Linked DNA regions of Homo sapiens: region 1 is linked to region 2. Evidence: read pairs that join two places in POLR2A ChIA-PET (ENCODE). Cell type or tissue: GM12878. All regions are shown on one strand. Each heading gives the region's core, and the rest is flanking DNA. Links, peaks and the distances in the headings are about the cores only. Region 1 has its middle 100 kb from the start of RPE65. Region 2 overlaps GNG12 (G protein subunit gamma 12).

Evidence for each region. Peaks named below come from ENCODE experiments on the same cell type or tissue, not always from the same donor. Only the 100,000 strongest peaks of a DNase experiment are listed, where the experiment ranks them.
Region 1: POLR2A ChIA-PET joins it to region 2 with 13 read pairs; 2 of 35 experiments call an interaction of 5 or more read pairs at or near these places.

Annotation. Positions count from the first base shown.
Region 1 is chr1:68,339,308-68,354,911 of GRCh38, forward strand. No RefSeq gene overlaps it. Among named protein-coding and RNA genes, the nearest start is that of RPE65, 100 kb to the right of the region's middle. In GM12878, for the core only: CTCF peaks have their summits at 3,632 (motif pointing left) and 7,086 (motif pointing left); DNase peaks (open chromatin) are centred at 3,604 and 8,274.
Region 2 is chr1:67,803,793-67,819,396 of GRCh38, forward strand. All of the region lies in intron 1 of GNG12 (G protein subunit gamma 12), which reads right to left. Among named protein-coding and RNA genes, the nearest start is that of GNG12-AS1, 21 kb to the right of the region's middle. RefSeq lists an enhancer at 15,274-15,568. In GM12878, for the core only: no CTCF peak of the experiment used is centred there; no DNase peak of the experiment used is centred there.

The sequences.
Region 1 (15,604 bases), core at 3,401-11,400, 530 kb after region 2:
GAGCTGGGATCACGCCATTGCACTCCAGCCTGGGCAACAGAGAGCGACTCAGTCTCAAAAAAAAAATAAAAAAGGAATATTTTTCATTTTATAAAAGGAGAATTTAATTCCCAGTGATAGTTCCCACATGGAGTAAATTTAACCTGGTGAAAATCTCATGAGACTGTCCTTATTTTCCCCTTTCTCTGCCGATTAGTTACCACTTGGCACACAGACTGATGTTTAGGAATCACCACTCCATGTGCTCCTTTTAGCTGCTGGTCCATCTCCTCCTGGAGTTCCTGCCACTCCAGTGTCTGGCTCAGGGTTTGCCATACTCCTTAGTTTGAATCCTCCTGTTATACCCTCTCAGGGGCCTCTACTGCTATGCTGGCAATACTCATTGCAACAGTAACAATTGCTCAATGCCTGTTTTACTCACTACTGGGTGAGGAGTAACTTGATCACTGTCACATGCAGAGTAGCTTCCAGCTACCTTTAAGTATTTATCAAACCAAATTTCATTTGACTTCTGGGCTGACTTTCCTTTGGAAGTGTTTTCTTATTAAATGCTAGCTGGGTCAGGTGACTGTGTCCTTCTTAGCCTATCATATCCTTTCTCCCTCCTCTGAATTCAGAGACCAGAAGGCTTTTCAAATTGTTTCCTGACGCATTCCCATGGCAAAGGAAAATGACACAGGACTCCTGGAGGTCCAGGAATATCGATCTACGCTGCCCACCACATACAGGAAATTTATTTGAAGTCTCATGATTTAGCTGATAATTGGTATGATTGTTTTATTCTGCTCCACAAATTATCCACTTAGAAAAACCTCTCTTTTAGTTACTCACCATAGAGTAAAATGAAGGGTCTAAATGTCCTGCTTGCATATGTTGACTTCTAATTCTCCTTGCCACCAGTGCTCTATGCCACACAGACTTAAGTTTGAGAAAATCTGTGTTCTGCTTCTTTGGCCTTATGACCCTTGAGAGAGAAGATAAACCAGACCTGGAAAGTTTTGTTGCAAAGATAAAGATGGGTGGCCAGGTGCAAATAAGTATGATACTCAAGACTGGCTGGGTCCCTCTTCTAGCCTAGAGGCTTGCTAATCAAAGTGTGACCTGAAGATCACCTGGGAGACTGTTAGGCATGCAGAATCTAATGCCCATCCCAACTTGCTCTATCAGAATCTGCATTTTAATAAGACCTGGAGGATATTAAGAAGCACATTAAAGTTTGAGAAGCACTTAGAGAAATAGATCTTTACAAAATAGAAGCTTTTAAAAAAGTAACAACAATATGAAAGGGTGCTCAACATCACTAATCATTAGGGAAATGCAAGTCAACACATCAGGGAAATGCAACAACTACAATGATCAGTTATACTTCACACCCATTAGGATGGCTATTAGAAACAAAACAACGAAAAATAACAAGTGTTGACAAGGATGTGAGGAAATTGGAAGCTTTGCGAGCATGGCTTGTAGAAATGTAAAATGGCAGAGCCACTGTGGAAAACAGTACAGTTCCTCAAAAAATTAAACGCAGAATTATGATATAATCAAGCAATTCCACTTCTGGGTATGGACCCAAAAGAACTGAAAGCAGAGATTCAAACAGATGTTTGCATTCCTATGTCACAATAGATAAAAAACAGAAACAATAAAAATATTCACAGATGGATGAATGGATAAACAAAATGTGGTATATACACACGGACTATTATTCAGCCTTAGAAAGGAATGAACTGATACATGCCACGACATGGATGAACATTAAAGACATCCATGTCTTTAATGGATGGGGCAGCGGGGGAGAATAGGGATTTATGATTTAATGCGTAAAGAGTATCTGTTTGTGATAAGAAGGTTCCAGACATGAATGGTGATGATGGTTGCACAAGGGGATGAATGTACTTAATGCCATTGAGATATACACTTAAAAATGTTTTAAATGGCCAGTTTTATGTTATGTATCATTTACCACAAGAAAAAGTAATAACAGTCATAAAGGTTTATTTTAGAAAATTTGGAAACTACGGGGGGCATAATGAAGAAAATGTTAATCACTTCAATGTTAATCTCTAGAAATAAAAACTTTAAGAGTTTAATATATATTTATCTTGTCCTTTTTCTGTGTGTGTACAAGTTTCTAATGACTATGGAATATGTAGGTTTGTATTTTTGTAATCAAGGATGGGAATTAGCATCATGATTGAGCACTCTATGTGCCTCTTTCACTAACTCGATTTCTTTTCACCCTCAGAAAACATTGTGAAATAAATTTCATAGCTGCATTTTCCTAAAGAAAAATCTTAGAAAACATGATCAGGTTTGTAGGGGAGAAGAAATCTTTTCTTGCACCTCCAGAGTTTATAGCTGAGGTATCTATAATAAAAGGTTAATCAGTGAAAAGCATACGAATTTATGTAATACAAGTTTTATGTGACACAGGAACTTTCAGAAATGAAAACCCAAAGACACAAGGAAACAGATTTTTATACTAAGTTTGATGAAGAAATGGACAGTTGTGGTGAAGTATCGGACAAAGGGGGTATGATGTAATGGTAACAAACTGGGGAAACTTAACAAGGTCTGTTTGTTCAGATTATTCTCTATCTCTTCAGAGGTAGAGTAGTTCCTTTTCTCTGGACATTAGGAGGATACCCCTGGAATGAGGATCTTATCACCTGCTTTGGGGAAAGGTGAGGAGAAAATGAGAGACTTTCCTGCTTCTGCTGTTTTCTCAGATACCAAGCTGCTATACCTTGGGGTAATGTGTCCTGAACCCATCAGAATCATATAAATGGCAAGGATGGGATTTAAAGCACATCAGCCGGGTGCGGTGGTTCACGCCTGTAATCCCAGCACTTTGGGAGGCCGAGGCGGACAGATCACGAGGTCGGGAGATCGAGACCATCCTGGCCAACATGGTGAAACCCCGTCTCTACTAAAAATACAAAAATTAACTGGGCGTGGTGGCACACGCCTGTAATCCCAGCTACTCAGGAAGCTGAGGCAGGAGAATCGCTTGAACCAGGGAGTCGGGGGTTGCAGTGAGCAGAGATCACGCCACTGAACTCCAGCCTGGTGACAGAGCGACTTTGTCAAAAAAACAAAACAAAAACAAAAACAAAAACACAAAAGCACATCTGTGTTCAAAAACACCATATTCTTCCCAGGATCCTACACTGCCTGTAGCATTGGGAGACACAGTTCAGAAACCCAGCTCACACTCATTTTACAAAGCAATAAATTGAGGATCAGAGAAATTAATGTGATTGCCACATATTAAAAGCCTGTATCCCACATTTCCATTAGTATCTGATGAGGCATGAGGTGTTGTTTCTGAGGCAGCATCAGATCCTCCAGAGGGTGGCTTGGTGTTGACCTGGGTCACCTGAAGGTCTCTACTGGAGCATGGTAGATGGGCTGGAGTCAGCTGTCCCCTGGAATCGTAGTTTATTCTCTGGGCTTGAGGCAAATCAAAGAGTCTCCTTGGCACAATAGTGCTGGGGACTTGGCTGCTGCCAGGTGGAATGTTCTGTTTGTTTTGGTCCAGAATCAGCCTGAGGGCGAATCCTTCCTGGAAAAGATGAAGGTGCAGATGGGGAGTGGCCAAGCACACCATGTGGCAATCCTGCCAGCTAGTGGCCACATACGGAATGGGCCTAAACCCACCCAAGATGCGACAGGCCGGGGACTTAAATACTCAGGTTGGCTTGGAGTCAGAGGGCACAAGCTTCCTCACCTAGCTCTAGGCAGGAACGGGGCGGGGAGACCTGGAGAGATGAAATGATGTGTTCAAGGTATTGACAAAATCAGGATTAGAATCTGGTCTGTTACATCGCAACTCTTTTTAGTCATTTATTAAGAATGTTAAGGAACAATCACAAATAGGCTATCATGAGCAAAGTTATTTCTATTTCTCACAGTAATTCTCCAGTGAAGATACTTTTTTTTTTTTGAGACGGAGTCTGGCTCTGTCGCCCAGGCTGGAGTGCAGTGGCGCGATCTCGGCTCACTGCAAGCTCCGCCTCCCGGGTTCACACCATTCTCCTGCCTCAGCCACCCGAGTAGCAGGGACTACAGGCACCCGCCACCAAGCCCGGCTAAATTTTTTGTATTGTTTTAGTAGAGACGGGGTTTCACTGCGTTAGCCAGGATGGTCTCGATCTCCTGACCTCGTGATCCGCCCGCCTCGACTTCCCAAAGTGCTGGGATTACAGGCGTGAGCCGCCGTGCCCGGCCGAAGATACTTTCTTATGACTACTTTAGATTACTTTTTCCAGGTTGCATGCCTCTTTGGTAATGATATTGGGATCTACCAACAATAAGTAGGGTTCCCTCAAGCCGAAGTATCAAGTTCTCAGAATATACTGGTAGATATAAAAGATTTTAATCCCTGTCAAATGTTTTCCAAACACTATATAGACAATATATGTTTTTTGATAAATACACAATGAAATACAAGATCGTTTCGACCATAGCTAAAATTAACTTAAGTTAAAAAATTAAGGCCAGGCTCAGTGGCTCATACCTGTAATCCCAGTACTTCGGGAGGCTGAGGTGGGCGGATCACCTGAGGTCAGGAGTTCGAGACCGGCCTGGCCAACATTGTGATACCCTGTCTCTACTAAAAATACGAAAATTAGCCGGGCGTGGTGGCAGGCACCTGTAATCCCAGCTACAAGGGAGGCTGAGACAGAAGAATCGCTTGAACCCGGGAAGTAGAGGTTGCAGGGAGTGAGCTGAGATCATGCTACTGCACTCCAGCCTGGCTGACAGAGCGAGACTCCATCTAAAAAAAAAAAAAAAGTTAAAAGCCAACATGGAAGAAGTGGCATCGACAGACATTGAAGGACTGTTAGGATTTCAAAAGGTTAGTGATCTTATAATAAAAGGCACCCAGGAAGAGTTAACTGCATGAGGAAAAGTGTGAGAGCGATTGGGGAAACGGAATAATCCATTTTGACCAGATATTGTAATACTGGGAGCAAGGCAAAGAGAGTAAGACCTCTAGAAAGCCTACTGCATTTAGCAATAAGGAATGACTGGTAGTCTAAAAAGACCTGATTCAAATGAGTGACGAGTAATGTTCCCAGGAGTACTTCCTCATTCCATGGGATGTTAACAGGTATTTGGCAGAAAAATGATTCCATGATTAAATATGCTGGGGAAATATTTAATTAAATTAACGCAGTCTATTATTGTACTTCTCTGGACTTTCAGTTTGCAGATATGCATTGCATTGTGGAAAACAATTCTGAACAGCTGTTGATGTTTTAGGGAACCAGTGTTTTATAAATGGAATTTTGAAAATATTCCACTAAATATTTTGCCCTTACTTAGTTTTTACGTTTTCCTGATGAAAGAGATCTGAATATACTTAAAGGTAGAAAAGAAGGATTCAGAAAAAAGAGTGTGACGATTCAGAAGAAAGGAAATACAGTAATTCTTATAAGGATCAAATCTTATTATGTAAAGGGTTGTTTTTCTAAAAGATAAAATATATGGGAATATGCTTATTAGGAATTTTCTAAAAGCTGCATTTAGAGTATGTTACGTTCCATGTAAGGCAGAAGGGAAAATGAAATATACATATATTTGCCTATATTTACATGAAGAAACAGAATGTATAAATCATAAAACAATAAACCTGGTTATCTACAAGGGATTGTTGGGGGTGGAGATGAATGAGGTAGAGGGAATATAGAAGGATGTGACACTTTTGTGTCTACTTTTTTTGTATTGTTTTGACTTTTGAAAGCACTTAATTTAATTAATTTATTTTAAAATATTTATTTATTTATTTATTTTTGAGACAGAGTCTCACTCTGTTGCCCAGGCTGGAGTTCAGTGGCGCCATCCTGGCTCACTGCAACTTTGGCCTCCTGGGTTTAAGCAATTCTCCTGACTCAGCCTCCTGAGTAGCTGGGATTACAGGCACCCACAACCACACCTGGCTAATTTTTTTATTTTTAGTAGAGACGGGGTTTCACCATGTTGGCCAGGTTGGTCTTGAACTTCCTGACCTCAAGTGATCCACCCACCTTGGCCTCCCAAAGTGCTGGGATTACAGGCGTGAATCACCACACCCGGCCCTGTTTCTAATATTGCAGGAAAAGTTATAAGTATTTCAAAATGAATCAGCTTGAAAAACAAAAATCCTAATTCTTTAAAACAAACAACACTGTTTATTCAGCCAATTATAATATGTCGTTGATTTGGCAAAGGTAAACAAAATTAATTTAGAAAAAAAGAAGAAATCTAATTTCTAAGATGACTAGCAAGTCTGAAGCAATCTATTTTCAACTAGGAAATACAAAAGAAACCTACAACTAGTTGTCTTGTTAAATGAGAAGTGATAATTAATGTTTAGAGTCAAAGCACAAACATCCTCCAACTGCTGTTTTCATGGCATGATATCTTTGGCAAGGCTTTTGCTTCCCTCTTAATTGTGCATTATATATTTGGAGCATTTCTTATTGTATTAAACACCTTTTGGGTGCTTCTCACCTATCTTTGAGGTCTTTGGCCTCTTGTTCCAGCCCCAGCTGTGGAGCAACCTGCTGTGCATGAAGTGGGATCAGTTCCACCGGAGAACAACCTGACATCTCTTTGCCTTATGTCCTCTCTGCATATGTTTCACCTTCTGTTCTGTAGAGACTGAGGTGTGAGACCTCAAGGACATGCTTAGTGTCAATATATGTGCAACTTAATCATATGAGAGGAATTTATATCTTCCTGGGTGAAGACTGAGCCAGTCTGGATGGACTGTTCTATGAAGCAGTTTTTTACATGGCCTGTTGGTGAAAGGCACTGTAAGATCAAGGAATCAGTAGTTTTTAATACCAAGAGATGACCAGCTCAGTAATATGTATTCTTGTATCAGCTCTTACATTTCCCCTGCCTCACTCTCCTTTTCCCTCACTCTTGCTTCCTGGGATTGCATCCTATAATAAAGTAGTAGCACGTAAACTTTGTCTCAGGCACTGCTTTCTGGAGAATCCAGATTAAGACAGTTGTTCAATGATTGTTGAAAGGTATGGGAAAATCAAAGATACTTGTTTTGTGTTTTTATTTTGAGGCTTAGCACCCCCTAGTGGAATTTATTTTTCACTTTCATTCATACCGAGAGCCCCCAAAAGGTTTCTTGTGTACCATTAAGTCTTCTCAGGCAGAAATAGGTCTGGCTAAAACACCAGGAGATAAAGAAGGCTGCATATAGATGCCAGAGTCATTACATATCTCTATTAATACCTGGAGGAGTCCGTAACACAATGAAAAAACTAAGACTAACTCAATCCACATCATGTAATGTGAATGAAATATAAGTAAAAAAAAAAAATCAATTCTGATTGTTTTATAGCAATTCATCTGTTGGACTTTCCAGAGAACCTTCATGAGAAAACAGATTTTCTTGAATGTGTCTGATGTTGCTTTTGCCCCATGCAGTCTGTGTTTTTGTGTCAAGCAGGTTGTTACTGGTAGCCCATAGTCTTGACCTCTGCCAGTGCTCGGAGCTCATTTCAAGTACCCCATCTTTATCAATGAGGATTTCATCTTCTTAAATGTCCACCACATTGAGCCTGTTGTTAATCTCAGAAATTGTGTTCAGCTGTAAGAGATAATTTTATGTTGTTTTTGCTGCCCAATATCCATTTATCCTTTTTGTGGCAATGGTAGCTGATTCTTTGTTGGGATATGTAATCCTCCTCCACTTTCATCCATAAACTTTTTTTTTTCTTTTTCTTTTTTTTTTTTTTTTTTTTTTTTTTTTTTTTTTTTTAGACAGGGTCTCGCTCTGTCACCCAGGCTGGAGTGCAATGGTGTGGTCTCGGCTCACTGCAACCTCCTGCTCTCGGGCTCAAGCACTTCTCCTGCCTCAGCCTCCCGAGTAACTGGGATTACAGGTGCCTGCCACTGCGCCCGGCTAATTTTTGTATATATATATTTTTAGTAGAGACGGGATTTCACCATGTTGGCCAGGCTGGTCTCGAACTCCTGACCTCGTGATCCGCCTGCCTTAACCTCCCAAAGTGCTGGGATTACAGGTGTGAGCCACTGCGCCCAGCCCTCATCCATAAACTTCTTTTTGAAAATGCCTTAAGTTCAGGGTCCGGGGTATAATTAGCATATTTCATCACCACAGTGAATAGTTCAGGATTGAGCATATACCCAAATTGAGACTATAAATGCTGAGGATATTTGGTTTTGCATTTTTTTGTTTGACATTTTGAGAAGAGACTTTCCTCTTTCACTGAACTAGTTCTTGTGATGATGTGAGCCTGCTGCCACCGGAAGCCACCTTGCAAAGTCTGAGAATGCAACCAACATAGAGGAAGTAGAACTGAGAAGTGAAGCCAGCTGGACTTCCTGGGCCAAGTGGGGACTTGGAGAACTTTTAAAAAAATTATTATTATTATACTTTAAGTTCTAGAGTACATGTGCACAATGTGCAGATTTGTTACATATGTATACATGTGCCATGTTGGTGTGCTGCACCTATTAACTCGTCATTTACATTAGGTATATCTCCTAATGCTATCCCTTCCCCCTCCCCCCACCCCACAACAGGCCCCGGTGTGTGATGTTCCCCACCCTGTGTCCAAGTGTTCTCATTGTTCAATTCCCACCTATGAGTGAGAACATGCGGTGTTTAGTTTTGTCCTTGTGATAGTTTGCTCAGAATGATGATTTCCAGCTACATCCATGTCCCTACAAAGGACATGAACTCATCCTTTTTTATGGCTGCATAGTATTCCATGGTGTATATGTGCTACATTTTGTTAATCCAGTGTATCATTGATGGACATTTGGGTTGGTAACTTGGAGAACATTCCTGTCTTACAAGAGGATTGTAAAACGCACCAATCAGCACTCTGTAGCTAGAATTGTAAAATGCACCAATCAGCACTCTGTAGCTCGCAAGGGGATTGTAAAATGCATCAATCAGCGCTCTGTAAAAACATACCAAACAGTGTTCTGTAGCTAGCAAGAGGATTGTAAAATGCACCAATCCGTGCTCTGTAGCTAGCAAGAGGATTGTAAAATGCAACAATCAGCACTCTGTAAAATGCACCAATCAACACTCTGTAAAATGCACCGATCAGCAAGATCCTAAAAGTAGCCAAATGCAGGGAGTATTGAAAAAAGGGCACTCTGATAGGACAGAAATGGAACATGGGCGGGGCCAATAAGGGAATAAAAGCTGGTCACCCCAGCCAGCAGCAACAACCTGTTCGGGTCCCCTTCCATGCTGTAGAAGCTTTGTTCTTTCGCTCTTCACAATAAATCTTGCTGCTGCTCACTCTTTGGGTCTGTGTCATCTTTAAGAGCTGTAACACTCACCGTGAAGGTCCGCAACTTCATTCTTGAAGTCAGTGAGACCATGAACCCACCAACAGGAACCAACTCTGGACACAGAACTAAGGAATGGCTCCTGGAGGCATCATTTTATTCCAGAATGAGGCCACTGCTGAAGTCAGCCCTTTTTGTATATTTTACAATTACATTAGCCAATAACTTCCCTTCTTTGTTTAAGCTAGATTGAGTTGGGCTTTTTAATCACTTTCAACTAAAAGATTCCTAACTGGTAAACTGTTCAATTCTGAACTTATAGCCTTGTTCCAACTTGATTCTCTCTTGGTATTTATTATTTTAGTGATTGCAATTATCATCCATCCAGTTGTGCCAACTAGAAATTTAGGAGTTATCTTGACACCTTAATTTTTCAGTTTCCATATCTAATTCACCACTGAATTTTGGATATTTTGTCATTTAATCATATTTTGAAATGATCTAATTTTTATTCCATATCCACACTCTAGTTCAAGATAGCCACATCTCTCACTTGAACTGCTACTACTACTAAAATAATATTACACCTAACCTTCTCTGAGCTCCTCATCCATTCTCCCATCTGTTTTCCATTCTTCATCCAGAGGGATTTTTTTCAAAGTACAAATCTGACCATATAATGTCCCTTTATTCCAGTCCTCCTATTAAAACCCCAAAGTTACTCTTAGAATAATGAAAACTCCTAAGAAAGTTTGACTCTCACCCATCTCCTTCATCTCAGTGACACTAAAGTCTACACTCTAAAGTCACTGAGGGCCACTGCATAAGTTGATTCTTCTGCCCGGAATGATCTTTCTTCCCCTTTTCAGATCTCAACTTTGGGCCATTTTTTTGATTAAACCTCGTCTGGCCTCCATGATTAAGTCAAATAACAGTATTCCAGAATTCATATCACTGTGTGCTTGGTTTGGGATCTATCACAAACTAGGGGTGATATCTGTTTCTTGACTACATTTTTATTCTTTTAACATGAATGAGATAGTTAAGACAGAAACCAGTCAAAAGAATTCACAAAGCATTTTTTCAACTACGAAAAGCAATGTCCAAATGATAATTTATCTGCATTGCTGTCTGTCTGAAAGAGGTCTTGATTCCCAGAGTGGGTGTTGATGGGACAAACGTGGTTGAATGGTAGGAATGCGAAAGAGGCAGGAGGACGTGAATGTGAAAATCGATTGACGTAGAACAGATGAACCAGGCATTCTATTATTTTCTATAACTTGCTGAATGGGAATAGGTTGTGACTGATCTTATTATTAACCCTGGCTTGGAGAAAAATCCTTATAATTTCACTCTAATGTCAAAGTTTGAAGCCTATACAGCCATCCCAGGATAAACTGAACAGATCCTGTGGCAGCTATTGGTGTATGCTGCTGTTATTTTCCTTGAAGTGGGAACACTCTGCAAAGAGAAGAGTCAGTTGACAGCCTCTAGATGCTGCAGGTTTGGGGTCCATTGAAGTGAGCGTGATGAGGCTATATGGTCTCTGGGCTGCTCTCAGACAGTAACTGAGCATGGCAGGGGTACTAGAGCTTAGCCATTCTTGTCCAAAATGGGATTCCTCTAATGGGATAACTTTGCTCTGGGGTGCCTTGTTGACCTGGTCAAGACTCTCAGATCTGCATCACAGTCTGGAGCTTTGCCTTACCACTTTTCTTCCCTTCCTCTTTCTTTTCATAGGTCGCAGATGAGCATCATGGTCTGAAGCCCCTTCCCTCCTACTCCTGTTCCTTTTCCTTTATTATTCATAGTCATTTACCCCAATTCATCATTTGCAGATCTAATTCTGCCTTGGTATCTGCTTCCAGGAGGATCTGAACTGACACACACATTCACTTGGGAGCTACTTATGGAAGAAAAGGATGTGGAATGTTTTCCTCTCTCCTTTCACTGTATCTGGAGGGAGGAAAGTAGATTTGGTGTTAGGGAAGCAGGTTTCTTTTGGCTACCTGTATGTTGGTGATGGCTAGTTTGCTGCACATTCCAAAGCTGATCATCACCATCCATCAATTTCATCAATATCTCCTGATGTGGGGGACCTATAGATTTGGATGGTGATGAACATGGCCCTGAGCCACTGTCTAGGCATCTGCGGTTTCTGTGAAGTTTTACGATGCATCTTCCATCTGAAGCCATCTTACTTACAACTCCCATGCATGTGCCTCTGATGCATGCGGTCGATTTGGCACAAGCCTTCCCTTCCATCCCTACCCATCTTTTGATGTCCCTATTGTGATCCAATTGTTTATACCTCTCAGGAGACATGGTGTGTATGTGGCGAGAGTAGCTTTGCGGCTAAGCCTTGCCCTCTTCTGCCAATACCCATCCCTTCCTTCCAAAATGCTTTTCCCTAAGTTTTGTTAGGAAACCCTGAGACTAAGCAGACCAGAAGCTGGTAAGCAAGATGCCAGTCTCCTGTTCCTGTGGTGCCACTGTACCACTGTAGTATGGCTGTCTAATGGATTCCCCCAAACCAGGAGTCAGGGTTCATGCAACATGCTCTTCACATCCAGGAACTTGAATCTGACCCCAAAAGATCTCTTCCTGTTCTTTAGCTCATCTTAATTTTACCTTTCTCCTAGCAAGAGAATGGAGGTAGGGAAGACGAACTGTTCTTAGTTTACTCTGATTTTTTCCTTTGGTCCCACTCTGGCAAGTTCTTCATTGAACTTGATCTAGGACATTTTGGAGTAGGGGGGTAGTGAGGAAAGCAAATTAACATTTTCAGTGGCTGTCACTGGTCAAACACATACCTTGCAAATCTGTCTAGTTGCCCACCTTGTTAAGTTACAAGGCTTTAGTAAGATAACATATGTAGAGTGTTTAGAAGAGTGCCTGGACACAGTAAACAATCAGTAATATTAGCTATTATTTTACATTGATGAAAAATTTAGCCAAAGCCAGAAACAAATTTTATTATGTAAAAATCTTATATATTTCCTAATTCTCCCAGCAAAAGTGAGAATTTATCAAGTACTTATTCTGTTCAAAATGGCAAAAGAAAGTAATATATTGTATTTATAATTTTTAAAATGATGGGATTCTAACTTACTGGAGAATCCACAGGCACAGAATTAAAAGGGAAGGGTCCTTTGGTAAACTTCCTTCAACGCCATCTGCTTTCTAATGCTATGCTTTCTTCTTGAATTTCTCCTCAGTCTGTGCTTTGGGGCATCTCTAGTTCAGGAGTAAATGACTTTCACTATGTGAAAATAATGACATTTTCATCCCACGTAGTGCCCCTGGACAGAGTCATTTCACTCTGTCTGTATGATCTGCATCACCATGTGGATGTTGTATGAATTGGGCGGCTGTGGCTTCACTGGGTCAGATTTCCCAGACCTTTACACTATCACTATGTTCGAATACTATAGCACATTTTCTCTCAATTATTATAACAGTGTGTTTTAAAATGAGTGATTATTAAAATATTATTTTAGAACAGTTCCTGTTCTCGAATGCTGCCAGCATTTGTACTCCTAGGTAATCTTTTACAGCAGGGGTTAGCAAACTGCAGCCTACCACCTATTTTCGTAAGTAAAGTTTTGTTGGGACATAGCTATGATTATTTATTTTTTCTTTGTCTGTGGCTGCTTTTGCACTATAATGGCAGAGTTCAGTAGTTGCAATACAGATCATAGGGCCTATAAGTCTAAAACCTTTACTATCTGATCCTTTATGGAAAAGGCTTGCTGACTTCTGTTCTGTAGCGTGATTATTTCTGCAGAGGAATGTCCACACCCAGAAGATACAGGGTGGGGTTCTCTGACTTTTTTTAGAGGCAGATATTTGGCCACTTCTGAAGAGGAGGGAAGGGGATTTATTAGTTTTCTAGCTTACTCCAGCTGGGTTATATCAGCAGGGAGAAAGAACAAAAATCGGTGCTGTTGAACACAAGTGACTTACTGTTCCCTGTCCATGGCCCTGTTTCAAGTTCATCCTTAGGCTTGTGGCCTTTAGGACTCAGCTCCCTTTTTTTGGAGTTATATTAATATGGCACTATCAGTTTGAAAGGGAAGGAGAGAAGGATGGTCAGATTTTCCCTTTCATCAATATTTTGCCTAAAGTTGGCAGCCTTTCCTCTCAGCTTTGGGACTCAAAGATTATCCATGCTCTTTTAATATTAATATTCTGCCTAGCAGGGGGCAGCTTTTGAAGTGTACCTACATTTTGCAGTTGATATAGTTCATGTTTCCTTCAGATTTTTTTTTAAACCAATTGATTGAGAATGGCAGACTTTCTCACTGTCTCCTTCATGTGTCTTAACCTCTATTTCATATTTTCCTTTTGTCTATCTGGCAGTGCTTTGCTAATTCTTTTTTTTTAAATCTCCATTTTCCAGTTCACTAAATCTCTCCACTGCTGAGTCTAATTTCCTGTTTTTTAATTGTGATTTTTTCAATTTCTAGAATCTCTATTTGGCTCAGTTTTATATCTAGCTGGCGGATTCTAATAGTCTATTATGCTAGTGTCTTATTTTTCACTACTCTTCAATTTAAAAAAATATACTAGACATACACATCTATTATTTTGGGTCTGATTATTCCCAAATCTAGTCTCTGCAGTCATATTCTGATGTTTGTTCTGACTGCCAACTCTCACTTATTGTAGTTTGTTTCCTTCTCTGATAATTTATTTTATTGTGGTCTTGGAACTTTGTCTCTGAGAATTCTTTAAGCCCGTGCTTGAAGTGACTTTCTCTAGAGTATATTTGATATTTTAAGCCCCATTTCTTGGAATACTGCCAAGTAGGAATCAGTCAAATTACATTTGAGTTGGGGTTTTCAATTAAAAGGGCAGTTTGGATTTTGACCCTCACATTATGAGAATGTAGGTTTGTGTGAAGAATTTTCAGGGGAGCCATTTATTTTTATTTTTTATTTATGTTTTCTTTTTTCACACAAAGCTGAGAAACGAGTGTCTCTATGCCTGTGTCTATAGAGAGAGGTTGTTTCCAGTTTACCATTGGGGCTATGACCCTTTTGTGGTCCTGACACTGAGCTGACTTCCCACTCTGCATTGATTTTGGCCTTTGTCTCCTGTTTGTTGTCAGTGGCCCCTTAATAACCCAAATTTCAGGCCACCAGGGACCAAGAATCAGCAAGTACCTTCAAGGAAAAGATTGGCTTTGGTACTAACTTATATTTGTGTATCCTTGGACTCCCCTGAATAATTATATCCCTTCCCAACAGCTCAGTCATACATAAAACATTTTGTTACTTTAAAAAACTTTTCATAAGCATTTTTTGGTGTGTTAAACCAGAAGGGGTTTCACTTAATGTTTATATAGGCATATCAAGAAAGAAAAAAAGGAATTTAAAAAAAGAAAAAAAAATCACTGTTTCTTCCAGTTTTAACGAAGAAAAAAAAAGACATATGTAGTCATATTATCAGAAATGTCCCTTCATCTAAAAACTCATTTTGTCTACTCTTCTGTATATGTCTCTCACCCTTCTTTCTCCACAACATCTCTTGCATCTTTTCTTTATTCCTTTTTTCCATTCTCATTCTTATTCAAGTCCTCTACACCTTAGACGTGTACTATTGCAAGGGCCTCCAGTGCAAATCCTTCTCTTCCCTGTGGCCCATCTTCTAGTTCTTCCTGTACCTGATAGCCACATCTAGCTTCCTGTAAATTTACTTAGACAAATGAAATGCAAACAGTCAGCAATGGCATATTTGTATTGGTATTTTAGAAAATGTCTAAAAGAAAAATGATCAGCAATACAGGGAAGAGAAATTGTATCATTAGAGAAAATAAGTAAATGAATATATATTTTTATATGTCATATATATTTTACACATATGACAATGAGATACATATATCAGACATATATATTTATATGTCATATATATGCTATATATATATATATATATATATATATATATATATATATAACAATTAGATAAGTACTGTTCCAAAGCAGGTCCATGATGCTGTGTCTGGAATCAGAGAGAAAGGAGAGATCAAAGCTGCTTAGATAGAGAGTGAGATTCTGCATGGCTTTACAGAGAAGTTGGTCCCTTAGTCTTGAAGTAGCAGTTATGCAGTTGGAAATAGGTCAAGAAAAGGTATTCGTGGAGTAGAAACACTGTACAAAGACACCATTTCTTATAGTTTGTTTGGAGACAAGAAAGTACTGGAGTAAGGCTACATCTCAGAATTTAGAATGGTAGAAGATGTACTTGCAATTTGGATATCTGTCCCGCAGCAATTTATAAAAATAGCACCTTGACAATGCTTTTCTGTATTTTAACATAC
Region 2 (15,604 bases), core at 4,889-12,888:
CATAACCATGAGCAGAGGAGGCAGGCCTGAACACATCTGTTAGAGGAGGGAATGATGTTTCTGCTACACAGCAAGTGTACCAACAAAACAAAACAAAACAAAACAAGCCCACGTTATTTGAATGAAACAGCAGTGAAGCAAAAAACACGCAACTGGAGAGGAGATGATGGTGGGTAAGGAATCTAGACAACAGGATGGATGGAGTCCAGGCAGAACGGCTGGCTTTGGCAAACAAGAGAGAAAGAAGAGGGATAGGCAGAAGCTGAGAAAGCAGGTTAAAGGTTGTGGTCAAGAGATGAGGGCAGGGCCTCAGTAGAGAGCAGGAGGGAAGAAATCCTGTTCCCACTGGGGCCCTGCAGCTGAGGTCACATGGCATGAATTCCTGGTGGAATTAAGCAACATGATACTATTACTTTCTCCAGTAACCTCTTCAAATAAAAATCAGTTAATTAATATTATGCCTTCTTACTTCCCACTGACCCTAGACTTAGAAAAGGCAACCAAAGTGCTTTAGTGAAATAATTCCCCATCTTTTCTAGTTATGAAGACAACTTCGTGCCATTAGAAACAAAAACCAAAAACTTTCCAAGCACTCAGCTGGAGAAGCTGTACTTTCAGCGTGCACTGAGAAAATGCTAGGTGCACATTAACTCTGTCCAGTTGAGACAACTGATATGACTCCATAGTGTCTTTATCATAAAAATGCATTTGAAAAATAAACATTTAGCCAGTTGGGCAAGCAAGGAGTTTAGTTGTTGTCACTCGCTCCTAACAACTAAAAAGCTGAACAAATGGAAAAACCAACAATTCTTCTTGGATGCAGTAGAGAAGTAAAGTGACAGGGCAAACCACTGCCCCAAAAGTTGGAGAGATAGGCAGGTAGACACAGAAAATCATAGTATACAGGAATAGAAACCTTCAAGCAGAAGCCTGCGTAGGAACCAGCACCAAGATGGAAAAACCTGAGCTGTAACCAACAAATTGCTAGAGACTTCGTGTGGACAAGTCAGGGAGTTAAAAACTTCAGGGGAATCTAGTAATGGGGGAAGGGGAAGCATGTTTGTGAGTTTTACCTCTAGAAGCTCTCTCAGGTCCTCACTGAATGGGGAAGAAAAATCCCCTCATGCTTCCAGCAGGGGGAGGGTGAAAAAAGCATTCTGAAATATACCAGAACATTCTATTCTTCTTAATATGGACTGCCCTCAGAGGAAACTATTTTTCCAGAGCCTAATCTGTTTGGGTTTTATCAGAGCCTAACTTATCTGGGGAAAAGAAATACCCAACTCCAGTACTCTCCTGTTACCCTGTCCCACCTAAGGGAAGAAAAAATACTGGGCAGCACTTGTGAGTTCATAGTCCTGGATGCAAGACTCATCTAAAGCCTCAGATCTAACCACAGAGGTACAGAACACTTCTGTTATCCCACACTTCACCTCCATGTTCCTAAAAGCCTATTTATCACATTTCCTTCATCTGGGACATCATGTCTGCCTTTCATTCAAATTACAAGGCATACTAAAAGACAAAAAACACTGAAGGAACCAAACAAGCATCAGAACCAGAATCAGAAATTGCAGGAATGCTGAATAATCAGACCAGGAATTTTTTAAATTTAAGATTAATAAGCTAAGGGCTTTAATGGAAAAAGTAGGCAACATGCAAGAACAGATGAATAATGTAAGTAGAAATATGGAAATTCTAAGAATTTTAAAAGACAGAAATAAAGAATGCCTTTGATAAGTTCATTAGTAGACTGAACAGGGCTGAGGAAAGAATCTCTAGGCTTGAAGATATGACAACAGAAACTCAAAATATGAAAAGCAAAGAGAAAAAACATGAAAAGAAGCAAAACAGAATAAGGATTATGGCATGTCTACAAAAGGTGTAACATACATGTAACAAGAATGCTAGAAAAATAAGGACAGAAGAAACAGAAGCACTATCTGAGGCAATAATGACTGAAAATTCCCCCAAATTAATGTCAGACACCAAACCACAGAATTCAGAAAGCTCAGAAACACCAATCAGAATAAATACTTAAAAAAAAAAACCTAGGCATAACATATTCCAACCTCAGAAAATCAAAGATAAAAACTTTTGAAAGACAAAAGAAAAAAAAAAAATCTTACCCATCCAGGACCAAGGATAAGTACATTGACTTCTCAGAATTCATGTAAGCAAGAGAGTGGAATGAATCATATAAAGTATTGAGAGAAAAAAAACGAACCTAGAATTACATACCCTGAAAAATTATCCTTCAAAAATAAAAGAGAAATAAAAATGTTCTCAGATTAAAAAAAAACTGAGGGAATCTGGTGCCAGTAGACCTGCCTTGTAAGAAATGTTAAAAGAAGTTCTTCAGAGTGAGGGAAAATGATATAGGTCAGAAACTCAGATCTACATAAAGAAAGAAAGCAAGCATCAGAGAATGCATAAGTGAAGAATGCATAAGTGAATTTTAATTGATTTAACAGATAATACTTTGATTAAAAAATAGCAACAATATATCCAATGATATATGTTTATGTGCATACATACAATTGATCCTGGAACAACACAGGTTTGAACTGAGAAGGTCCACTTCTACTTGGATTTTTTTCAAACAAGGATGAAAAATACAATATTTAATATTTACGGGATGTGAAACCCACATATATGGAGGGCCAACTTTCCATATGTGTGCGTTCCACAGGGCCAACTGTGGGACTTAAGTATGTACAGATTTTGGTTACATGCAGGGCAGAGGGGATGGTCCTGGAACCAATCCCCTGTGTATACCACAGGATGACTGTAAAGGGATAGAGAAAGACATACCATGCTAAAACTAACAGAGAAAACAGGAGTAGCTATAAATTTCAGACAGAGCTGACAAGGAAAGTTACTAGGAATAAAGACAGGCATCACATAATGATAAAGGGGTCAATTCTCCAATACAACATAACAATATTTGTCATGTATGCACCTAAGAACAGAGTATCAAAATAAGCTAGGTAAAAAACTAATAGAACTTAAAAGACAAATAGATCAATCCACCATTATAATTGGAGATTTCAATGCCCTTCTATCAGAAATGGACAGATCTATTAGGCAGACAATCATTAAAGCCAACAGTTGAACTTAATGGCACTACCCATCAATTGGATATAATTGACTTCTATAGACTACTTCATCCAACAACAACAACAGAATATACATTCTTTTCAAGTTCACATGGAACAGTCACTAACAGAGACCACACACTGGGCCATAAAAAAAACCTTAACAAATTTAAAAGGATATAAACCATACAATGTCTGCTTTTAGACAACAATGAAATTAAGCTAGAATTCAATAACAGAAAGATAACTTGAAAATCTCAAAATACCTAGAGATTAAACAACACACTTCTATAAAATACATGAGTCAAGGAAGAAATCTGAAATTTAAAAATATTTTGAACTAAATAAAAATGAAAATACACCTAATCAAAACTTATGGGATGAAGCAAAAGCAGTGCTTAGAGGGAAATTTACAGCATTAAATACATATATCAGAAAAAAAGAAAGATCTAAAACCAGTAATTTAAGCTTCCACCTTAAGAAACTAGAAAAAATAAATTAAATTCAAATTAAGCATGGGCAAAGATTAATATACAAAGAAAAATAAAATAAAAAAATTCAAATTAAAGAAAAAAATCAAAGCAAAAAAAATCAATGAAATTAAACAGAAAAAAAAATTGAGAAAAATCAATGAAACCAAAAGCTGTTTCTCTGACAAGGTCAATAAAATTGATAAGCATCTAGTGAGTCTGAGAAAAAAAGAAAGAAGACAAATTACCAATATTAGATATAAAGGAGGGGACACTACTACAGATCCCATATACATTAAAAGGCTAATAAGGGAATAAATGCACAATCTATGTACACAAATTTGATAACCCAGATGAAATGGACATACTCCTTGAAAGATACAATCTGCCAACATTCACAAAAGAAAACAGATAATCTCAAAAGGCCTATTTATATTAATGAAATTGAATCAATAATTAATAACTGTTCAAAACAGAAAGCACCAAGTTCAGATGGATTCACTTGTGAATTCTTCTAAACACTTAAGGATGAAATTATAACAATTCTCTAGAATCTCTTGCAGAAGACAGAAGCAGACAGAATACATCCTAACTCATTCTATGAGGCTAACACTACCCTAAGACCAAAAGCAGATAAAGACATTACGAGAAAACTTAAGAGTATCTCTCATGAATGAAGATGCAAAAATCCTCAATAAAGTATTAACAAACTGAATCCAACAATGTAAAAAAGAATTACACACTGCTACCAAAGCGGATTTACCTCAGGGTAAGTAAGGCTGGTTCAATATTTGAAAATCAATTAATGGAATCCATCCCATCAACAGGCTAAAAAAGAAAAGTCACATGATCGTATCAACAGATGCAGAAAAAGCACTTGACAAAATCCAACATCTATTCATGATTTTTTTTTAAAAAAACTATGTAAACTAAAAATAGAGGGGAACTTCCTCAACTTGATAAAGAACATCTACAAAATAGCCCATATTTAATAGTGAGTAACTTGGAGCTTTCCTGCTCTATGACTAGGAAAAAGGCCAAGATGTCCCTCTCATCACTGCTTTTCAACTTTTTGCTGCAATTCCCAGGTAATGCAATAGTAAATAAAAGAAATAAAAGACACACAGATAGGGGAAGAGGAAATAAAACTGCCTTTTTCAAAGATGACATGAACATCTATGTAAAAAATCTGAAAAAACTGACAAAAAGATTCCTGGAACTAGTGAGAAATAATAGCAAGGCTGTAAAATACAAGGTTAACACAGAAAAGTCAACTGCTTTCCTATAGACCAGTCATGAACAAGTGGAATTTGAAATTAGAAACACATTACTATTTATATTAGCACTCCCAAAATGAAATGCTTAGGTATCAATCTAACAACATGTATAAGATCTGTATAAGGAAAACTATAAAATGCTGATGAAATATATCTAAGAAGATCTAAATGAAAGAGAGTCCATGTTCACAGACAGGAAAACACAATATTGTCAAGATGTCAGTTCTCCCTAACTTGACCTATAGATTCAGTGCAATCACAATCAAAATCTCAGAAAATTATTTTATGGATATAAACAAACTGAATCTAAAGTATTACGAAGAAGCAAAAGGCCTAGAATAGCCAACTCAATATTGAAGAACAAAGTTGGAGGACTGACACCACTTGATTTCAAGACTTATTATAAAGCTAGAGAAATTAAGGCAGTGTGGTATTAGTAAAGAAACAGACTAACAGGTGAACGAAACAGAACAGATCCTAGAAACAGACCCACATAGTCACCTGGTCTTTGACAAAGAAGCAAAGGTAATACAGTGGAGCAAAAATAGTATTTTCAACAAATAGTGCCAGAACTGGACATCCACATTCCCTGCCCCCACCAAAAAAGAAAGAATCTAGACACAGACCTATAGCCTTCACAAGAATTAAGTCAAAATTGATCACAGAACTAAATGTAAAATACAAAACTAGAAAACTCCTAGAAGAAAACATAGGAGAAAATGTAGATGACCAAGGGTATGGCAATGGCTTTTTACATACAACACCAAAGGCATGAACCACAAAAGAGAGAATAAGCTACACTTCATTAAAATGAAAACCTTCTTCTCTGCCAAAGACAATGTCAAGAGAATGAGAAGCCACAGACTGGGAGAAAATATTTGCAGAAGACACTTCTGATAAAGGACTGTTATCCAAAATATATATAAAGAACTCTTAAAACTCAAGAATAAGAAAATAATTTGATTGAAAAATGATCAAAAGTGACCTGAACATATACCTCACCAAAGAAAACATACAGATGGCAAGTAAGTGTCTGAAAATAGGTTCAATATTACGTCACTGGGGAATTACAAACGAAAACAACGAGATACCACCACACACCTACCAGAATAGCCAAAATCCAAAACACTGATGGCACCAAATGCTGGTGAAGATGTGGAGCAACAGAAACTCTCATTCACTGTGGGAACGCAAAATGGTACATCCACTTTGGAAGACAGTTTGGCAGTTAAAAAAAAAATTAGACATAGTTTTAACCATATAATCCAGTAATCGTACAACTTTATATTTACCAAAATAAACTGAAGACATATGCCCGAAAATTTGCACATGGATGTTTACAGCTTTGTACATAATTGCCAAAACTCGAAAGAAACCAAAATGTCCTTTAGTAAGTCAGTGGGTAAATAAACTTTGATACATCCATACAATAGAATATTACTCAGTGCTAAAAGGAAATGAGCTATCAAGCCATTAAAAGACACAGAGGAAACTTAAATGCGTATTACTAAGTGAAAGAAGCCAATATGAAAAGGCTACATACTATATGATTCTGACTATTTGACATTCCACTATGGAGACAGTGAAAATATCAGTGGTTGTCAAAGGGTTAGGAGGGAGAGAGGAATGAATAGGCAGAGCACACAGGACTTTTAGGACAGCGAAACTATTTTGTATAATACTACACTGGTGAATACATGTCATCATGTATTAGTCAAAATCCATAGAATGTAGAACACCAAGAGTGAATCCTAATGTAAACTATGAACCTTGGCTGATAATGATGTGTCAACTTAGGTTCATTGATTACAATAAATGTACCACTCTGGTGTGGGATGTGGATAGTGGAGGAGGCTATGCATAGGCACAGTGGGTATACAGGAACTCTCTGTACTTTCTGCTCAATTCTGCTGTGAACCTAAAACTGCTATAAAATTTAAAGTTTATTAAAACTAAAAAAAGATTGATTTGTGAGACATTTAGTCTGCCGCAATGTCTGCTTTACATCTGGATTTGCAAACCAATACAATAAATTCTCCCTCCTCCTCCCCACCTTGGACCACAGGTTGGGAATGACAGGTCTACAAGGAAGGTGAGTGGCATTTTGGATATGGAAGGGATCTGGCCTTACCCAGACCTGGTTCTAACTCCAGTTCTGTGATGACCGCAATGATGACTGATGAGTTACTGAAACTCACTATGTCTCAGTTTTATTCTTTGTACATGGGGACGGAAATACTCTAAAAGGTTTTTAGCACCAAATGACACTGAATTTATTACATGTAATACAACAGGTAGTTAGTGTTAACATTTCTGTTTGCTAGAATCAGTGGTTCGACCCCCTGGACCGGCAGCATCAGCATCACCTGGAAACTGGTTAAAAATGCAAATTTTCAAGCTGCAACTCAGGCACATTGAATCCTCTGGTGGTGGGCCCAGCAATCTGTGTTTTAACAGCCCTCCAAGTGATTCTGATGCTCATCAAAATTTGAGAACTGCTGCTCTGAAGTCATAGTTTTCAACTTTCTTTTTTTCTTTATAAGCAGAGGAATCCTTTCTTCAAAAGGGATCTTATTCAGAAAGCTGATCCGTGGAACACATACAGTTGAACTGGTTCTGATTGAACTGGGTAGGGAGAGCTCGATGTGTGCCTTCGAGGTCTCACCTGGTTCCCTGCAGCCATCCCCAAGGGACCTCTGGGGCAGGGAAATGCTCTTTGGCCATTAGAGATACTACAATTTTTGGTGGCACCATTGACAGAATTAAAGGACTAACACAACACTAAGCGATTCAACCATAATTACAAGGCAAACCCTGCTGCGGTAAAATAATACTTCCTGGGGTTTCCAGGGGCATCCACAACTAAGCCACTCTGCACTGGGTCACCCTCCAGTACCACATCACTGGCCTGACTTGGCTATCTTACATGCTTGGGACAAAAATTTTCAGAAGTGACATCTGGCTCTCTTTGCAACATCTCTTTGTTACATCTTTGCAACATCTAGCCTCAACTTGATGTTACACTGCCTGTTGCCCAGAGCAAGCTGTACCCTATTCACATCAGGTCAAAAGACCTACTTACTCTGTGGTGTCAAAAACACATTTTATGTTTCAATCAAAGTTTGGTGGCATACTCCTGAAGAGAGCTGAGGCTCAGCAGTAAGCAGTAGACATGTCAGTTGAGAATCACTGTCTAGGAATTAAGTTTGAAAACTATTGATGTAGAGGCTATAACCAAGGAGACAATCATGGGAGGGTTTTTGCTGTATTTGTTTACGGAAGAACATGCAGTGCCAAGTATTCAAATGAAACTTACATAGGCTGACAATAAGTAAAGGAGCCAAAGAAGGAAAATCAAGATAGACAGTCACAGTTCTCAGGAAAAGGGATGTGCTTTGGGTTTCCAGATAAACAGCTGACTATGGAGTAATGGCTTAGGGAATGCCAAGTTAAGCAAGTTATTATAAAAGCTAGCACCCACTGATCAAATCAGTCATCTTTCATTAGTACCATGTCTCCCAGCTCATATTTCATATGGGCTGTGGGTTATTATTTTCTCTACTCTGGCAATGAGGATCTGCTGCAGCTTATTGGAAAAAAAAATCTGTATCAAAACCAAAAATATTTCCAGATACCATAGATTATTAAAAAATAAAGGTTGCAAATGGAGCTCATCTCATTGATTTTCTACTTTGAGCCTCTCCTAATCTGAGAGAGGGTAGAACGGGTGTTAATTTCAGCTGACAGATAAGGACACTGAGGTATGGGCAGACTATGTGCCCTGCTAAAGGTCACTGATAATCACTAGAGAGCCAGGTCTAAAGTCATAATGCTTCAGAATGGAAGAGGCCTCAATGAGCCATCTACTCCACTCATGTCAATTTTACAGAGGAGCTAACTTTCATCTTGAGAGGTAGGAGGGGAGGAGATAAGACTTAGAGTGATTCTCTTGGTTTGGCACAAAGCAGCTGCACAGGAGCCATTCGAAAAGAAGGCCTCTCACTTGGTGAGAATGAGGTAGGAGATAAGGATAAGGCCTTTCCTCCTCCTAAATGTCTATAAAAGCTGAGCTACCCAAAATGGTAGCTATATATTAACAAGTTTAATTAAAACTAAATAAAGCAAAATTTAACTCCTAAGTTACAGTAGTCATATTTCATATGCTCAAGAGGCACAAGTGGCTGGTGGCTATGACACCAGACAGACTGAACCTGTCCTTCATTGCAGAACGTTTTGCACAGAGATGCTCTTAAGTACACTCTTCATGACAAGGATATAGTTGCTGGAATGGGCAGCTGGAATCAGGAATCCTGGAGCTGCCACCAATTAGCTATGTGAACTTGGCAAATCTCTGGGCATCCATTTCTTCATTTGTAAAAAGAAGTTAGGCTCCATAATGACGATGGCCCCTTTCTGTTGTAACATCCCATAATTCTGTCCCCAAAGCTCCAGATGGCAAGCTCCTGACTCTGGCCACTCTTCTTTCCAAACTGGGCCCTTTATCAAATTAGATCAAGAGAACATGCTCTTGGACTTATTTCCCGTAGAAATGCAGTTGCTGAATACGAATAGCATCCTCTAATTATTTCAAGGGTCATCATAAGAAATAGCCACAAGAAAAATTTCTCTAAATATTTACCAGGAAGAACCACTTAAGATGGTGAAGAACCTATCCCCAAAGCCCCTCTCGTAAGAACCTACACCTACATGATAAATCTGGTGCAGTTTAGGGCCAGAAAAAAAGTATATTTCTCCAGAAGAATTGGTATGCTTCCTTTTAACCACAGAATGAAAACAACATTGTTCATTATGATTTTTAGGCATCAGTTAGGGCCTAAGCATGGGAGGCCCCTGTTCCAAGGAAACTGGAACAATTCTGTCTCCAGCACAGAGCTCCTGTCTTCCTTGACCCCACTGAAAGTACATTTTCAGCAGAGGCCACATTTAACACTTTTTAAAAGTAGAGTTAAAATGTTAAGTTTTTAAAAATTAAATAGTTCACTGATCCCGCTATACCATACTGTAGAATATAAACATGGAATACGATGAGAATAAAAAAAAATGAACCTCAAATCACTGAGCTAAACAGAATTAATTATACTGGAAGAATTTGCAGAAGGCTGAATTGTGGCAACTTTTGCATCTTTTCCTCCCCCATTATCTCTATCACCTCCTCCAATTAAATTAAGTTCCAATTAATTAAAATGGCAAGCATTTATTGAGTATCTAATCTATTCAGTGTCAGGCATAGTTGTAAGTATTCATATATATATGTGTATATATATATGTATATAGTAGTATATACACACATATATATGTAATTAAAACTTATGCCTCACAGTAACCCCAGGAGGAAGATAAGGTAACTTGTTCAAGTTTACATAGGTAGCAAGTGTCAGAGCTGGGATTTAAACCCTGCCAGTCAGGCTCCTGCTCTCTAATACTACATGAGCCCCCTTTTTAATACTGACAATGAACCTTTTCCCACCTTTAAAAGTAAAAATTTAAAACATCATTAGAAAACATTACAGAAACACATAAAGTAAACAAAAAAAAATTGTGCTTGCTTAGCAAACAGCTTTCAGATTTGTCCCTTAGCACTCTTCTACACTGCCAGCCATGAGCCCTTCCTGTTTAGAAATTTTAGAGAATGCCAACTCTTTAATTCTGTCATTTTTCCAACATTCACTCTGAACTTCTTCCGCATTGTTTTCTGGTGAAATAACTAAAAATCCTGCATGTAGTGTAACAGTCAACTAAAGGCATAATAACCATTAGCAAAACTGTTCCTACCTATTAATTCCTTGCTTAACAAGGGTGGGTCACAATAATAAAAAGACAATGAAGCTGGGAACTGACAATTCCAGTCTTTGCAGCTGTCATGAGACAGTTTAAAAATGAATTTACATAAGTGATTGCTGGGCTTTTTATAAACATGGTACCTGCCAGGAAACAGTTCCACTTTCTCTTCCCTGGACTTTCTGTCCTCTTGTAGATTCTGATTCTCGAGCTTTACAATGCTTTATATGCTTTCATGTTTTATATGCTTATCAGGACAATCTTCTGTGGACAGTAAAAGGAAACACGTCTCTTAAAGCTATTAGAAAATTAACACTTGAGTTATGTGTTTCTTTAGTCCTAGGGGTAGTGTACTCAAACAGGCACAGGTTTCAATTCTGGCTCTGCAGCCTTGTACAAGTTACTGAAGCTCTCTTGAGTTGTACTGTCTTCTGTAAAATGAACTAATTATATTGCCCTAATGGAGTTGTAATGCCAGGTCAACAACAGACACACAACAAAGTTACTTCCCATAATCAAAGTTGTAAAAAGTTAGTTTCAAAACCAAGCTGCACTTTTGAGATTCCATTTTTCATTTTTATCCAGTTTGTGGCCATTCCCAAAGGACTCCTTTCAGGTGCTTCTGGAAAGTGTTACCATACAAAAGACTTCTAGTTCTCAAGGGGGAATGGAGAAATACATGTGGATTGGAAATTCAATCCAAACAAAACCTCTCTAAAAATTTTTTAAATGGTATTTGTATCCAGGAAATCAAGGCCACAAATCGTTTCTATGAATGAGAACTTTACAGGTTGCCTTCCCTCACAATTTTTCCTTCACTTATATCCCTGATAAAAATAAGAAATGCTGCTGGATATAAAGCAAAATTAATGTTGACCACTAAAGCCATTTCTAGTCAAAATTCAATAGCCTACATACACCTCTTGAAAAAACAATTTGCTCCCAGGCTCCGTATGATGACGCTGGCCATGAGTAACACTCATGTCCCAGAATCCTCAGATTTAGCTTTCTCAAGAAAACTTTCCATGAAACACGACTTGCCAGGACAAGGCCTTGCGGAGGCTCCTTGTGTACCTGTGGCCCTCATCCCCAGAGTGCTGTGCTGTTACCCTGTGGGTTACTGTGTCGAAATGGAAGCGGTGACGTTCTTCCTTCAGGGACATTCCTTTTGTTTTTACCTAGCAGCATACACCAATAATTTGTAAGTAGGAAGAGTTTTCTGTTCATTTTTTTCTTAATGGACAGATTTAGACAGCCCAAAGGTAGGGCTCGGTATGTGCTGCGGGGAGGGGCTCAGAGGGCCGGCATGAGGGAGGATTTGTGCCCAAAGGCTTCTCACAGACTCCGTAACTAGATGAGGAAATGAGCCAGGATCCACAAGACTCCTCAGCGGCCAAATCCCGAGTTCTCCTTCTGTCAATCATCTGCACTGCAGAGACTTAGAGTACACTCCGGCAGCAAGAAGGCTGCTCTCCCAGTGCTCCTGCCTTGACCATGCCCTGGAGTTACCTGGAAGCTTTATTAGAGACTGTACCCTCTGGGCCCCATGCCAGGGCTGGGTGCGGCCGGGGCTCCATGATTTTCAGTCACTCCTCAGCTGATCCTAACATGCACATAAGTTTATGAACCGCTGCCCTGGTCCCTTCTGCCTTCAGTGAGGCTGCGGAAGCTGCTAGAGCCTATTATCTTGAGACTTTTTTTTCTTTTCTTCTAATGAAAGAAAAAGATAATGTACGAAATCATACATTTTGAGCTTTCCTCAAGTCAAGAAAGTTTAGGTCAGAGTCCTTAGTGTGAGTTTATCCCTTTGCCCCACCCACCCTAATGAAGATTACAGCCGACCGTAGTAACTGGAGCATAGAGCGTGCTCCTGGGCAGAGTGCAAAGGGCACCCTTTCAAAGAAGGTGGAAGGGAAATGTATTGGGAAGTTTATGAAGGGGAGTAAAGAAATTTAAGAAACAGATTCACTGCTCTTTGGATATGCGTGCAAGGGCTTTCACGACTTTCCAAGCCCCTGCCTTCATCTGGACTCCTGTTCCTCCTGGACACACTCACCCTCCAGTCTAGTTACAAATTATTCACTCTTAGGACAGGGCCCTCTGCCTCCAGCTCAAGCCAGCTGGAGACCTCTGCCCTCATCCCCACCCCAGGTTTCCAGGTGGGCCCTGCCACTTACGGTGTGACTCCTAAATACCTGTGGGGCAGCAGTGAGCCAGAGGGGTGGGGAAGAGTATAGATGGGGCTCTCTCCAGGACTGACTCCTGCGTACTCAGCCGTCCTCCCAGGACAGGTAGGGCCCGGTGACAAGACGTCCTGAGCCTGGCCAGCACCCGACAACTCCCAGCTCACTAGATTTAATGAGGCAGCACAAAAGCAGGAGAACAAGAGGTGTGGGGCTCTAACTCCACCTTTGCCCTCTGCTAGCCCATGACCTTGTGCAAGTAACAGAAGCTTTCTAGAAAGTGCCTCAGTGTCCCCATCTGTAAAGTGGAAATTAATGTTTGACTAGACTCCTCAGAAAGCTTTTTGAAAAGTGCAAAGTGCTTTAAGTTATTTTGATACAATACAACTTCTCTAGACATTAATTGAATCTTCTATGCATGGGACACTGCCTATCACTGACAATATAAAGATGAAAAAAAGGCCACTGAATTCAACGGGTACAATATATTCCACAGAGCAAACAGAAATGTGGTAGATAAAGCTACATAATTCAATGTAATAATTAGTATGATGGCTGAATAGCATGCTACTGGGAACCCAGACAGCAGAAAATTTACATATGTCCAGAGATGGGGGAGAGAAGAGGACAAGAAGGTGACATCAGGTAAACACTGATGGTCAGGTACTCATCTGAGCACTTTATGTATACAATCTCAAGTGAGCCTCAAAACAACCTTGTGAAGTAGGTAAGTACTGCTTTCCCCATTTTACAGATAAGGAAAGCAATACCTACCTACCTGGCAAGTTCAGAGAGGCAGTCTCTCAAAGTCACATGGCTAGTGAATGGCAGAGCTGGGCTTTGGCTGTGGGCCCAAAACCTGGATCATAATCTTTCCACACACTGTCTCCACCCTAACTATGACCCCATTCCTGATCTCCCCAGTGCCTTGCCCTGGCTCAGGCATAGCCCGGCACACCCCTCCTCTGTGCTTCCATACTTCTGTATTCACACTGCCATATAACATGCCTATTATTCTGTCATTATTTGTTTTTGTGTCTGTCTTCCTCATTAGCTTACTGGTCCTTAGGGAAGAAAGGGAAGGCAGCAGGTGCTTAGTAAACAGTTGGTGTTTGGTGTCTGGTGTTTAATAAATGTTAATAAATGTTTTCTTTTGTTTCTTTCTTTCTTTTTTTTTTTTTTTTTTTTGCGATGTCTCATTCTGCTGCCCAGGCTGGAGTGCAGTGGTGCAATCATGGCTCACTGCAGCCTCAAACTCCTGGGCCCAGAAAATCCTCCCACCTCAGCCTCCTGAGTAGCTAGGACTACAGGCACATACCACTGCACCCAGCTAATTTTTAAAATTTTTGTAGCGATAGGGTTTCACTAGGTTGCCCAGGCTAGTCTCAAACTCCTGGGCTCAAGCAATCCTCTTACCTCAGCCTCCCAAAGTGCTGGGATTACAGGTGTGAGCCACTGCACCTGGTCAATAAATGTTTTCTCAATGGATGAAGGAAAAAATGAAACTATACTAGGCTTCGACAGACTGGTAGGAATTTACTAGGTGGTTTGAAGGAAACATTTTCAAAAGCAAAGGCAGACCCTTATTCATCCTTATGTCCCCAGAGTCTTGTACTTATTACAGGTACTTAATAAATGTCTAACAAATTCTAGGCAGAGGAAACAGTGTGAGGAAATCCAGAGAGATTTAAGGTTACACAGTGAGTTTGGACAACTTGGCCAATGTGAATCACATAGTGGGTGTGTGGGGACACAGAAGTGCTTCTCAAATTATTCATGGGGAAAGACCAGGGGTTTTTTTTTTTTTTTTTTTTTTTTTTTTACTTCCAATTCAATATGGACCAATTCTTTCATAAAAATTCAGCGAAAAGGAACTGCCAAAAATGGGACAAAATACAAGTCCAGTTCCTAATCAGATTCAACAGATGTAAAATGATGGTCAAATTGCTATAAAAATTACCAAATATGGACTTATCTAGCTGCAGATTGCTAACAAAGAGGTCTGTCTGCTGATCAAGCTTTGCCTGGCACTGAGAAAGGTGGAGGTAGGAGCTATTGTGGAGAGCCACAAGAAAGATGAGCTTGTTCTACAAAGGAAAGAGAGATCAAGAATAATGTTCACTGAGGATTTCTGTGTGGCCGGCATGGTTATGAGTGCTTCACACCTATTAACTCATTTACATTTCATAACTTATCTGTGAGGTAAGTGCTATTATCACACCCGTTTCAGAGATGAGTAAACTGAGACACAGCCGTTAAAAACATTCCCAAGCCAGAGGTGGTAAGAAGCATCACGAGGCCTTGAACCTGGGCAGTGTGAATCTTCATTACTAGACTGCGATGCCTTTGGGGAACTCATAGACAATTTTCTATTGTCTATGAGTTCAGGAAGTGACCCACTGAAATTTATGTTTTCAAGAAATCATGCTGGTGGCAGTGTGCAGGGTAAAGGTCAGTTAGGAAGCCACAACAACAATCCAGGTGAGAGGCATGGGGGTAGGGAGAAGCAGACATGCGGGCGCTTTAGGAGGTGGACCCAGGCTTTAGTTGGGGGCAGGGTGTCCAAGCTAGGGAGAGATGAAGGGGAGGGAGGCGTTCCTGATGACTCAAGGGTTCAGAGCTTAGCAACCTGGGTGGATGGAAATGTCTTACAGAAAACAGGCAGGAAAGCAGGTTTTAAGGGGACGATGATGAGATCAGTTTTCAGCAAATGTCTATCTGAATTTGAAGAGCCTGAGACAATCTACAGTTGTGTCTTAGGAAAATTCTACAGACTG